Linked DNA regions of Homo sapiens: region 2 is linked to region 1. A link is an interaction called in ENCODE POLR2A ChIA-PET data of the cell type or tissue named here. Cell type or tissue: MCF 10A. All regions are shown on one strand. Links, peaks and the distances in the headings refer to the core of each region. The heading gives the core; the rest is flanking DNA.

Region 1 (5,379 bases), core at 123-5,122:
TATGTTTATAAGTAAATATATAAACAGATATTTGCAAAAGGAATTGGGAAACATGAATGGGAGACTAGTAGGTTAAACATAAATTGTTACTAGGTCTAAAATATAGTGAAAGGCCTTAAATGAGAAATGAAGTCCTGCTTTCATTGCAGGATTTGAAAAGTTTGAAGGAATAAAATTAGAAATCCAAGAGAAAGAAATGACACCTAGCTTTCTAGAGATGAAAAAGATGGTTTTTGTGGATAAGTTACATAACTGGCTCACCTTTTGATCAACATGGGCGCAAGTAGCAAAATGTGTTATTAACTTGAAAAAAATACTGAATCTTCATAACAGAGTAAGCTTAGAACAGACTACTAGAGGAGCTATCTGAAATAGACAGATTTTCTTGCTTTGATGAGATTTAGTTCACAGTTGCTTAGAAATTGATGGTAGCTCTGCCTCAGACACTATGTGAGTGACCTTGGATGTGTTACTTAACTTTTTGAGCCCAAATTTCCTAACTGGCTAAAGGGGGAGGATACCACTCCCCCTCATAAGAGTTGTGAGGGTAAAGACAGACAATATGTTTAAAAGTATGTAGTACAATGCCTGTTCCACATTTGCTCATTCATTGGATCATTTGTTTTTTCCTATATTCCAGGCACCTAGTAAAGTGTCTGGCACAGAGCTGCTGAGTTATGTAGCTTGAAGGAATACCATTTATATAGCCTCCATGTAAGTGGTGTCCCAGGAGCTGGGCAACATTATGGTCTGCCCTGACACAGTAGGCGTTCAGTAAATATTTGTTAAATGAGTTAATTAATGTTAACTCATTATGGAAGAGATTTGGTCTAGGGAGTTGGCTGGAATGATTTCTTGTAGGGATAGTAAACATAACAGTGTTATTAAAAAATTCCAGCCTGGGCAGCATAGTGAGACCCTGTGTCTACAAAAAATTTTTTAAAAATTAGCCAGGCATGGTGGTGTGCACCTGTAGTCCTAGCTACTTGGGAGGCTGAGGCAGGGGGATTGCTTGAGCCCAGGAGTTCAAAGCTGTAGTGAGCTATAATCATACCACTGCACTCCAGGTTTAGCAACAGAGCATGACCCTGTCTCTAAATTACAAACAGACAAACGATCTGTAATCTTTAGCTGTCCTGAAACCAAAAAGTAAATAGAAAGGGGTGGAAAAGGGGGTGGGCAACACCAGGGTTAAAAATTCCTTTTTTCTTGGGAACACCTTAAAAACTAGCCAGGTTTTAGGTGTCTTGGCAGATTCAGTGGCAGTGTGAGGAAGATAAACCTGGTCCTTCTCAATAAAATAGCCCGAATTCCTTTCTGTTTGCATTCTGGTTCTTTTAAGATTCTGCTTGGGTATTACATTCAGGATACCCATGTTTCCAATCTCCTTTCTTATACCCCATTATTGGGACAGAAAGTCCAACAGTTCTGCTTCAACCGTGATGCAGCTCGTCCACAGTAGGAGTAGCCTAATTAACATATACTTTCTGTGTGCTTTTTCTGTGGTCAGTTGATGAACAAAGATAGTTGACCCATTACTGTTGACTAAATTGATGAGGGATATTTTTATGATAAAAGACACCTCCACACCCAAAACAAACAAACAGTAAAAAAAACTCTCAAGTCAGAGAAAGCTGCCAAGTTCATAGGATAGATTTGATTTGAATAGCAGTTTAATTAACCAGACTGCAAACTTGCTTTTCATACAAGTGCCTTGTTTTCTTCCCAGTGAGGAGACAGCTGTCCATGTCATTTTTCATTCAACATGTATTGGAGTGCCTTCTATGTGCCAAGTATGGATCCAGACACGGGGGGAGCAGCAGTGAACAAGGCAGGCAAAGACAATTAAATGAGCAAGATACTTTCAGAGCAGGACAATATGGACATAGTAAAATGGAGTGATGTTCTAGAGTAGGATCTCACAGGTAGTGTGGTTCAGGAAGGCCTCTAAGGAAATGACATTTGCGGTAATCATGCGAAGCGGGAGCAGCTATTAAGAAAAACTTAAGGCAGAGATCATCTTGGCCTTCTAAGAGAAACAGAATGAAGGCTGGTGTGGTTAGAATATAGTGCACAAAGGGAAAAGTGATATCCAGATGAGGTCCGAGAGGTGGACATGCAGCAGTCACATACACCCTGTAAGTCTTGGAAGTTAGGATTTTTTTCTCATGGGATGTCATTGAAGAGTTTTAACCAGGGGAATGATATATTCCAATATATTCCAACATACATTTTTAAAACATCCCTCTTTAAAAATGGCTTAGTGTAGAGGGATGGATTGTAAAGGCCAAGGGAGGGGCGGGGACATGAGTTTGGAGGATATTGCTGTGATGCAGGCTAGAGGTGACATTGCCTAGGACTCAGAAGCAATGGGAAGATACTAATAGCTTCCATTTATTGAGTGCTTCCTTCGTGGGAGGATCCCCACCTCTCCAGTGTAAAACTGATAGGATTTATAGGCGTTGAGTGGGAGCTGGTAGTAAGTGAAAAGAGAAATCAAAGACGATTTCTAGGTTTTTGATGTAAGGAATGACTGATGGTGCCCTTTACTGAAGTGAAGATTGGGGAAAAGATTTGGTGGAGGAAATCACGAGTTTTGTTTTGGCCAGGCCGAGTGTGAGGTGGCTAGTGAATATTCCAAGGAGTGATGCCAAATAGGCAGGTGGATAAAATAGTCTGAAGCTCAGTAGAGACTTGATTTCTGGAGACATAAATTTGAGAGTTACCCACATGATATTTACTTATTGTTGTGGGCCCCAAGACCACTCCCAGGTTTGGTGATTCCCTAGAATGACTCACAGGGCTCATCATGTAGTCATAGTCATGGCAGTGATTCATTACAGCTAAAGGATCCAAAGCAGCAGCAGCAGCAGAGGGTGATGTGCATGCAGTACCCGCAGCAGACTGGAGCGCTCTGGGTATAAGCTTCCGAGTCCTCTCTCAGTGTTATTCCACAAACACGCTTAATTCCTCTAGCACTGAGTTGTGATGTGTATGATGTGTAACCTACCAGGAAAGCTCATTAAAGACTCTGTGCCCAGAGTTTTTATTGGATTGGTCATGTAGACACCCTCTGCCAAAATTCTAAGCTCCCAGAAATAAATCAGGTGTTCATTTTTTTTTTTTTTTTTTTGAGACGGAGTCTCACTCTGTCGCCCAGGCTGGAGTGCAGTGGCTTGGTCTTGGCTCACTGCAAGCTCCGCCTCTCGGGTTCATGCCATTCTCCTGCCTCAGCCTCCCAAGTAGCTGGGACTACAGGCGCCCGCCATGATGCCCGGCTAATTTTTTGTATTTTTTAGTAGAGACGGAGTTTCACCATGTTAGCCAGGATGGTCTTGATCTCCTGACCTTGTGATCTGCCCGCCTTGGCCTCTCAAAGTGCTGGGATTACAGGCGTCAGCCACCGCGCCAGGCTCAGGTGTTCATTAAGAACCGTATTGCTTGCACAAACAATTTAGGCCCAGTAAACCACCCTTACCAGTTAGGAAATGGTAGGGACACTCGGAAATCCCAAGTTCCCAGACCACTTCCCTAAGGGTAGCAGTCTGGCCTTCTGTGTTAACTCCTTTCTGAACCAGCTTTACATGAGGTACTGTTGGAAGTGTAGGGAATACTTAGAATTCCTGCCCTTAGTAGGCCTACCATAGGCCTGCTGTGCATGAGATAAGACAGAGTTGTACAAATTACTGTGGTTGTACTGAAAAAGTGCCATAGAACTGTAGAGGAAGAAAAGGCCCCCAAGGCTGGCTTTGCAGGGACTCAGGTGTCCAGCTGACACGTCAAGCAGCCAATTCTGTTTGTGTGTATCATATACATTTTTCACTCTTAAAGGTCAGTTTTGCTATCTGTATTGAAAAATAAAGTGATTGAATTTGTTATTAATCAGAATTAAAATATGAAGTGTTCAACGTAATATTAAGTTGTGTATGTAATTATTTGCCATCTTCCACTTTATTCATAGATTGTTGGCAAAGATTGTTCAGTCTTTTTTTCCACTTAAAGATTTCTCAGTTTAGATTGGAGTTAGTACAACCTGAAAATATTTCTCTTTCTGTTATAAAACGGCTTTATTACTTTGGTTGTATCTAATTCCAGATGCCAAAGTGACTTCCATTTCGCTGGAGCTACTTCCTTCAAAACCTAATCAGTAGAAAGATTTCTTGAATATTTTATGTATAACTTTGAAACTTATCTAGCAAAACTTTGATTTACCACAATGTTCAAGGAAATATCTGTCCTGGTTAGTTATATTCACTAATTAAACTAGAACCCCCCTTTTGGCCTTTAGTAGTAAAAGCCTTTTGAAAATGTTTTGTGGTTATAACAGGTTTGAGCATCATTTTCCACTGTGCCTGAAACTGTACACAAAACCAGTCTTAGCCTGAATGGAGTCCCAAGTATCTCCAGGAATGGTGGGTGGTGGGTGTGTGTTGTGATACCCACCTACTTTTAAACTAAGTCCTTGATAAGAATTTATTCTCGAGACTGGTTTCTCTTTCTTTTAAGCGAACAGAGAATCTGCAGCAAACAGATTTTATGCTAAAAGTACCAGCTAGTTCATTAACTAAGTTCTGATTAGTTGCAATTTGGTTTTACTAATTATAATGACTTTATTTTTCTAAGCTATACATTTGCTCACATTAGGGACCTCCCATTGCCTGCAGGCCACGTGCTTTAATATGGCATTCAGGGCTCGCTGTAATTGAATTCCACCCTCCTTCCAGATTCTTCTGCAGTTTCCGCACATTCCCCCATATACTTCAGCTACTTGAATTACTCCTTTCCCTTTGCCTTGTTCAATTTTGGCTATTCCATTTGAAGGAGAAGAGATAGCATGAACAAAGGCACATGCACATGAGAGAACAAATTCTGAGTAGCAAATACATACGGGTGGGTGTTGCTGGAATGCAAAGTTCCAGGTAGGGTAGGGAAAGGAGACTAAAAACAGGTCTGAGGGATTGCTGAGTCGAGCCCTAGAGGTCAGGACCCAGGCCTTCTTATTCTTTGTAAACCTTCATTGGTCGAGCTGAGGAGTGCTTAGTTGATTTCTGCCATGACCTTGATACAGTAAGATGATTGTTGAAAGTTAAGTAACTGTATTACTTACCGAAACCCATATACATTTTTCTGGAAAAGATTACAATTTGACAGATATTCATTGTGCTTGTTCAAGGGCATATAGCAATGGGAGAAAATGACAAATCTGCACCCCTGTGGAAATTACATTCAAATGGAAAGCGTGTAAACAAAAAGTAAACTATTGAATATACAGCATACCAGAAAAGTTGTATGGAGAAAAATTGAGTAGGGGCAGGGAGTGTTATTTTCAACGTGGAGATTAGGGAATGACACACTGAAGGTGGTGTAACTAAACATACC
Region 2 (5,379 bases), core at 157-5,156, 72 kb after region 1:
CATCTGCCCGCGATGCACCAGCTGCAAGTAGAGCCGGCACAGCTGATCGGCCTGTGTTCCTGGCAGGGGTCAGGGCTGCCTTGACTCCTCAGCTCCCGACCCTGGGCCTATGGTTTTGAGTCCAGAGGGAGGTGTTGAGGAGCTCCCCTAAACCCCAGAGACTGCTGATAAACCAGGCCCACAGGCAAGGCGCACCTCCTGGGTGCCATCCCCATCTTGTTTAATCCTCATGGTAACCCTCCCAAAGTAGGCATGCCCATCAGCGCCATGCTGCAGGAGGAAACCGAGGCCCAGGTTTGTGCAGCTGGAACGCACAGAGCTCTCTGACTCCAGAGTCCACCTGATCATCCGCTCTGCTTCCTTGGCCCCACCATGGGGAGCATGATGGATGTGGTGCCTCAGTGGTTTGGGGGAGCTGCTTCGAGGAAGAAGGTGGGAGAGTTGAGGAGGCAGGGCTCCTGACCCCCCTACTCCCCGCTCCACCGAAAGCAGCTCTACTACTCTGTGCTATGCCATTAGGGGATCGGGTACAATGTTTCACAGTGTTTCACAAATGTGTGGTCTGAACAGAGAATGTTCCAGTCCCAAGTCCCCATACCGTGTGACCTGAGGAGCCAATAATAACCCCTGTCTCCTGAGGAATTATGGAGAATTCAGTGAGGTCAAACAGGCAAAGCTCAGAACACAGTGCCAGGCACACAGTGAGAGCTCAGTGTGGTGGTGGTGGTGGTTGTGGTGGTTCAAGGAAGGATTCGCTTTAATCAAAGGGCCTGTGGTATGGAGAAAACATTCCTCTAGGCAATGGGGCGCCTTTGGAGGCTTCTAACAGAGTGACCTCCCTCAAGTTTGTGTGTGGAGAGGCCTCCAGCCCAATGCCCACCACATGGGGGAGCCGTGTTCTCTGCCAGAAAACTTGAAATAGGAAGATAAGCCTGGTGGGGCGGGGTTAGGGGAAAGGGAGGAGAAATAACCGTTGTGGGTTTTCTGCGAAAGCAGAGCCTAGGGGAGGTTGAATGGACAGTGACAATATTAGGGATTGAAGTGGAGCCATAAATCCTGGCTCATTATCCCCAGAAACCAGAGGGATCAGGTTGACTTGAAGAGGAGCCAAAGGTAAGAAGAGAGGCTGGCTCCCAAGGTGAGAAGAGCTGAGGTCCAGCATGGGGAAGGACCAGCCTCTCCCTCTGAGTCCAGGTTCTTTCTCTGGCACTCCTGGAGGCAGCCCATCCTGTCCCTGCATGAACCCTGCCAGTAATAGGGAACTCAATGACATGTGCAGTAGCCTGTTCTCACGAGGTTCATCCCTGGATGTTCAAAAGAGCTTCCTGCCTGCCGAGTGCAAACCTTCCCCCAGAAGCTTCATTCAATAATTCAGTAAGTCTCTGGGCACCTACCATACGCCCTGCCCTCATGAGGAAGGAGCAACATAGCACTGAGCAAGACAAAGTCCCAACTCTCAAGGAGCTTAGGTTCAGCTGTAGGAAGGCAAATATTATACAATGATATCACATAATGCCAGATGATAATACGGGCTATGACAAAAATTAAAATAGAGTGACATGACATAGTGACTACCCTTGATAGGGTGGACAGGGAAAGTCATGAAACATTTAAGGGCAGGCATAAATGACAAGAAGAGACTAGCTATGGCAAACTGCATTTTCCAAAGATGGCTTGAGCAGTATCTCCCATCACATTCACTCTTATGCAGTGTGACTCACCACTCCTTCAGCAAGAGATGGAGTCTATTTCTCCAGCCTTGATTCTGGGTGGGACCTGTGATTGCTTTGACCAATGGAATAAGGCAGGAGTGATGCTGTGTTATTTCTGGATGTAACCTTTAATTACTCCAGTAGCTTTTGCTTCTGGGTTCTTCGGACTCTGTTTCTTAGGCCACTTCCTCTTGGAATCCAGCTGCCATGCTGGGAGAATTCTAAGCCACATGGAGTGGCCAACCATGTAACTGGGCTCTCAGCCAACAGCAAGCGTCAACTGCCCACCATATGAATGCGCTGTCTTCCATCCAGCCCTCGAGCCTTCAGATGACTGCAGCCCTAGCCCCCATCTGACTGCAGCTGCAGAAAGAAACACTCAACTGGGCACAGTCAACCCCGGAAACATAATAAATTACTGTTTTGTTTTTGTTTTTGAGATGGGGTCTCACTCTATCACCCAGGCGGGAGTGCAGTGGTGTGATATCGGCTCACTGCAACCTCCACCTCCCAGGTTCAAGCAATTCTCCTGCCTCAGCCTCCCGAGTAGCTGGGACTACAGGCGCCCGCCACCATGCCTGGCTAATTTTTGAATTTTTATTAGAGACGGGGTTTTTCCATGTTAGTCAGGTTGGTCTCGAACTCCCAACCTCAAGTGATCTGCCTGCCTCGGCCTCCCAAAGTGCTGGGATTACAGGCGTGAGCCACCATCCCCAGCAATAAATTACTATGTTATGTCTCTAACTTTTAGAGTATAAGAAATAAGTAGAACACCACAGAATAGCTTTGTGCAAAAGCCCTGAAGAGGGAAAGAGTTTGGGATATTTTGAGAAATCAAAAAAGTCCAGTTTGGTTACAGCAGAATGGGTGACTGGGGAACTGACAGAGAGAGGCAGGAGTGCGCCAGACCATGCAGCTCATAGTAAGGACAACAGGGAGACATTGAATGGCTAGGCAAGGGCATGCATGATTGGATTTATGTTTGAGAAACTCCCTCTGGCTGCAGGGAGAAGAATGAATTCTAGGGGGTTGTGGTATTTTTTAATAATGTTGAATTTTGGGAGGCTAATATTCATTTTTTATTTATTCATTTTTTAAGAGACAGGATCTCATTCTCTGTCACTCAAGCTGGAGTGCAGTGGCTTGATCATAGCTCACTGCAGCCTTGAACTCTTGGGCTCAAGGGATACCGCCACCTCAGCCTCCGAGGTAGTTCAGCCTCATACAATGAATTGGAGTTTATTCACTCTTTTTCTATTCTCTGGAAGAGATTATCAAAGATGAATGTTAGATAGCACTTACCAATGAAGCCATCTGAGGTTGAAGTTTTCTTACTGGAAGGGTTTTAACAACTGATTCAATTTATTTAATTGTTAAAGGACTATCTAGGGTTTTTTATTTTGTCTTAAATCAAAATTGGAATGTTATACCTTCTAGTATGTTGCTTATTTCACTTAAAATTTCAAATTTATTGGATCAAAATTTTTCAAAATAGCCTCTTTTTTCTTTAATGTTGGCAGCATCTGTAGTGATGTTCATTTTTTATTTCTAATATTTTTGTGCCATTTCTCTTTAATTAATCTTCATGAATATTCATCTTTTAACTGGAGCATTTGGTCTTTTGATATTTAATATAATTTATCAATGTATATGGGTGCAAACCCACTAGCTTATTTTGTGATTTCTCCCCTCCCCTCCCTCTGTCCCTCCCTCCCTCCCTTCCTCCTTCCTTCCTTTCTTCTTACCGCCTCCTCCCTTTCTCCCTTCCTTCCTTCCTTCCCATTTTGAACTGATTACTTTTGCGTTCTATTTCCCCTCTCCACTAGTTTGGGGATTATGCACTGTTTTTATTCTTTTAATGTTATCATTGAAATTACAACATGAATATTTAACTTACTGAAGTCTAAATATAATCAGTACCATTGCTCTTCTTCCAGGCCTTAGAACACTGCTACTCTAATTTGACATATACTCCATGGTTTTGGTGTATTCTAATTATTTTTTTAAAAAAGATAAACTCTACAAGACATTAATGTTATTGTTTTATGTAGTCAGTGCTCAGCTAGACTGGCAGATGGATTGATCATTTCTTTGTTCTTCACTTCTCCTTTCATCTCAAGCCTTCCATCAGTGTTCGTATTTCTTCTACATAAAGTGTACACTGTAACAAGTTTCAACAAGCAGAATGTGCTCTATTCTTTTTTGTCTGAGCATGCTTTTATTTAACCCATATTCTTGAAGTACATATTGATGAGCATGGAATTTTAGTTGGGTAGTTAATTTCTTTCAGCACATTGAATGTATCATGTTACTATCACCTGGCTCTGTTGTTGCTGTTGAGAAGTCTTCATCACTCTGTCATTTCTTTGAAGGTTATTTTTCTTATTTTCTGGTTGCTCCTTAGATTTTTCTCTTTGTCTGTGATGTTTTTCTCCTTCACTGTGATGTCTAGACGTGGATTTATTCTTATCACTTTCCTTGAGATTTGTTGGGATTTTTGAATTTGTGGATTAGTACCTCTCATCAGTTTTGGAAAGTTCTCTGTCATTATTTCTTCAGTTAGTGTGTCTGCCCCATTTTCTCTCTTGTATTTTTCTGAAACTGCTATTAAATAGATGTCAGATATTTTCAGCCTCTCTTCCATGTCTCCCAACTTCTCTTTTATGTTTAACACCTATCTACTTCTCTGTACTATATTCTGGATCATTTATCTTCTGCCTCACTCGTGTTTTTCTTTAGCTCTGTTTAATCTTCTATCAAACCCAACCATCGACTTCTATGTTTCAGTTATTGTATTTTTCATTTCTAGAAGTTCTATTTGGGTTTCTCTATTTTTTCAGTTATTAAAATTGTTGCAAAAATATGTAACATAAAGTTTACCATCTTAACCATTTTTAAGTTTACAGTTCAGTGGTACTAAATACATTCATAATGTTGTGCAACCATCAGTATTTGGTTCTCTTTTAATTCTGCTGGTACTTTTCATGGTTTCTGTTCCCAGTAGATATTTGTAAGGTAACATGCCTTCCTTCCTGCGGTGCCCCATCTAGATTGCTAATCCTCACTTATCTGTACCCATCCTCCCAAATCTGGAGGTAAGTCTCATCTCCTTTTAAAACCTTTGACTGGACAGTCATGGTAGAAACTAAAGCCATCATCATTTAATCATTTTGTGTTTACTCAAAAAACAAAGAAACAAACAAACTTCTATTAAGTTCTAGGCTGTTCTCTAGGGCATGCAATAATGAATCAGGCCTGGAACCTTCCATGGAGGACCTGTTTCCCGGGGGGAGGCTGATATGAGAAAAAGGATATTTAGAATGAATTCCACATACCTTCTTTGAATGCCAGCTGTGTGCTGGTCACATTGCTGGGTTCTGAGTAAGCAGGAGGTAAGATACAATCTTCTTCTCAAAGTTTGTAGTAGAGTAGCAGAGATGAATGGGCCCTTAAGTAATCATGTAAAATGTCAAAAATGCCAGGCACATGATTGGTGCCTTTTAAATAATCTCTGAGTGAATGAACGGTGAATTGGCGTGGGAGTTCAGAGGAGAGAAAAATTTTTTCTGATTGGAACATATTAAGGAAATCTGTAATGGCATTTGAGTCAGGCCTTAGAAATCTGTTACTTTTGGACATCCAAAGACATAGGAGAAGGTAGGGGCAA

Evidence for each region. Peaks named below come from ENCODE experiments on the same cell type or tissue, not always from the same donor. Only the 100,000 strongest peaks of a DNase experiment are listed, where the experiment ranks them.
Region 2: POLR2A ChIA-PET joins it to region 1 with 7 read pairs; 5 of 35 experiments call an interaction of 5 or more read pairs at or near these places.

What each region holds. Positions count from the first base shown.
Region 1 is chr20:38,041,259-38,046,637 of GRCh38, forward strand. The region is part of intron 2 of RPRD1B (regulation of nuclear pre-mRNA domain containing 1B); the gene reads left to right. Among named protein-coding and RNA genes, the nearest start is that of RPRD1B, 10 kb to the left of the region's middle. In MCF 10A, for the core only: no CTCF peak of the experiment used is centred there; a DNase peak (open chromatin) is centred at 2,833.
Region 2 is chr20:38,112,728-38,118,106 of GRCh38, forward strand. LOC124904899 (a long non-coding RNA gene) reads left to right here. Exons shown (of 2, transcript XR_007067580.1): 2 at 1,893-2,151. Among named protein-coding and RNA genes, the nearest start is that of TGM2, 50 kb to the right of the region's middle. In MCF 10A, for the core only: no CTCF peak of the experiment used is centred there; no DNase peak of the experiment used is centred there.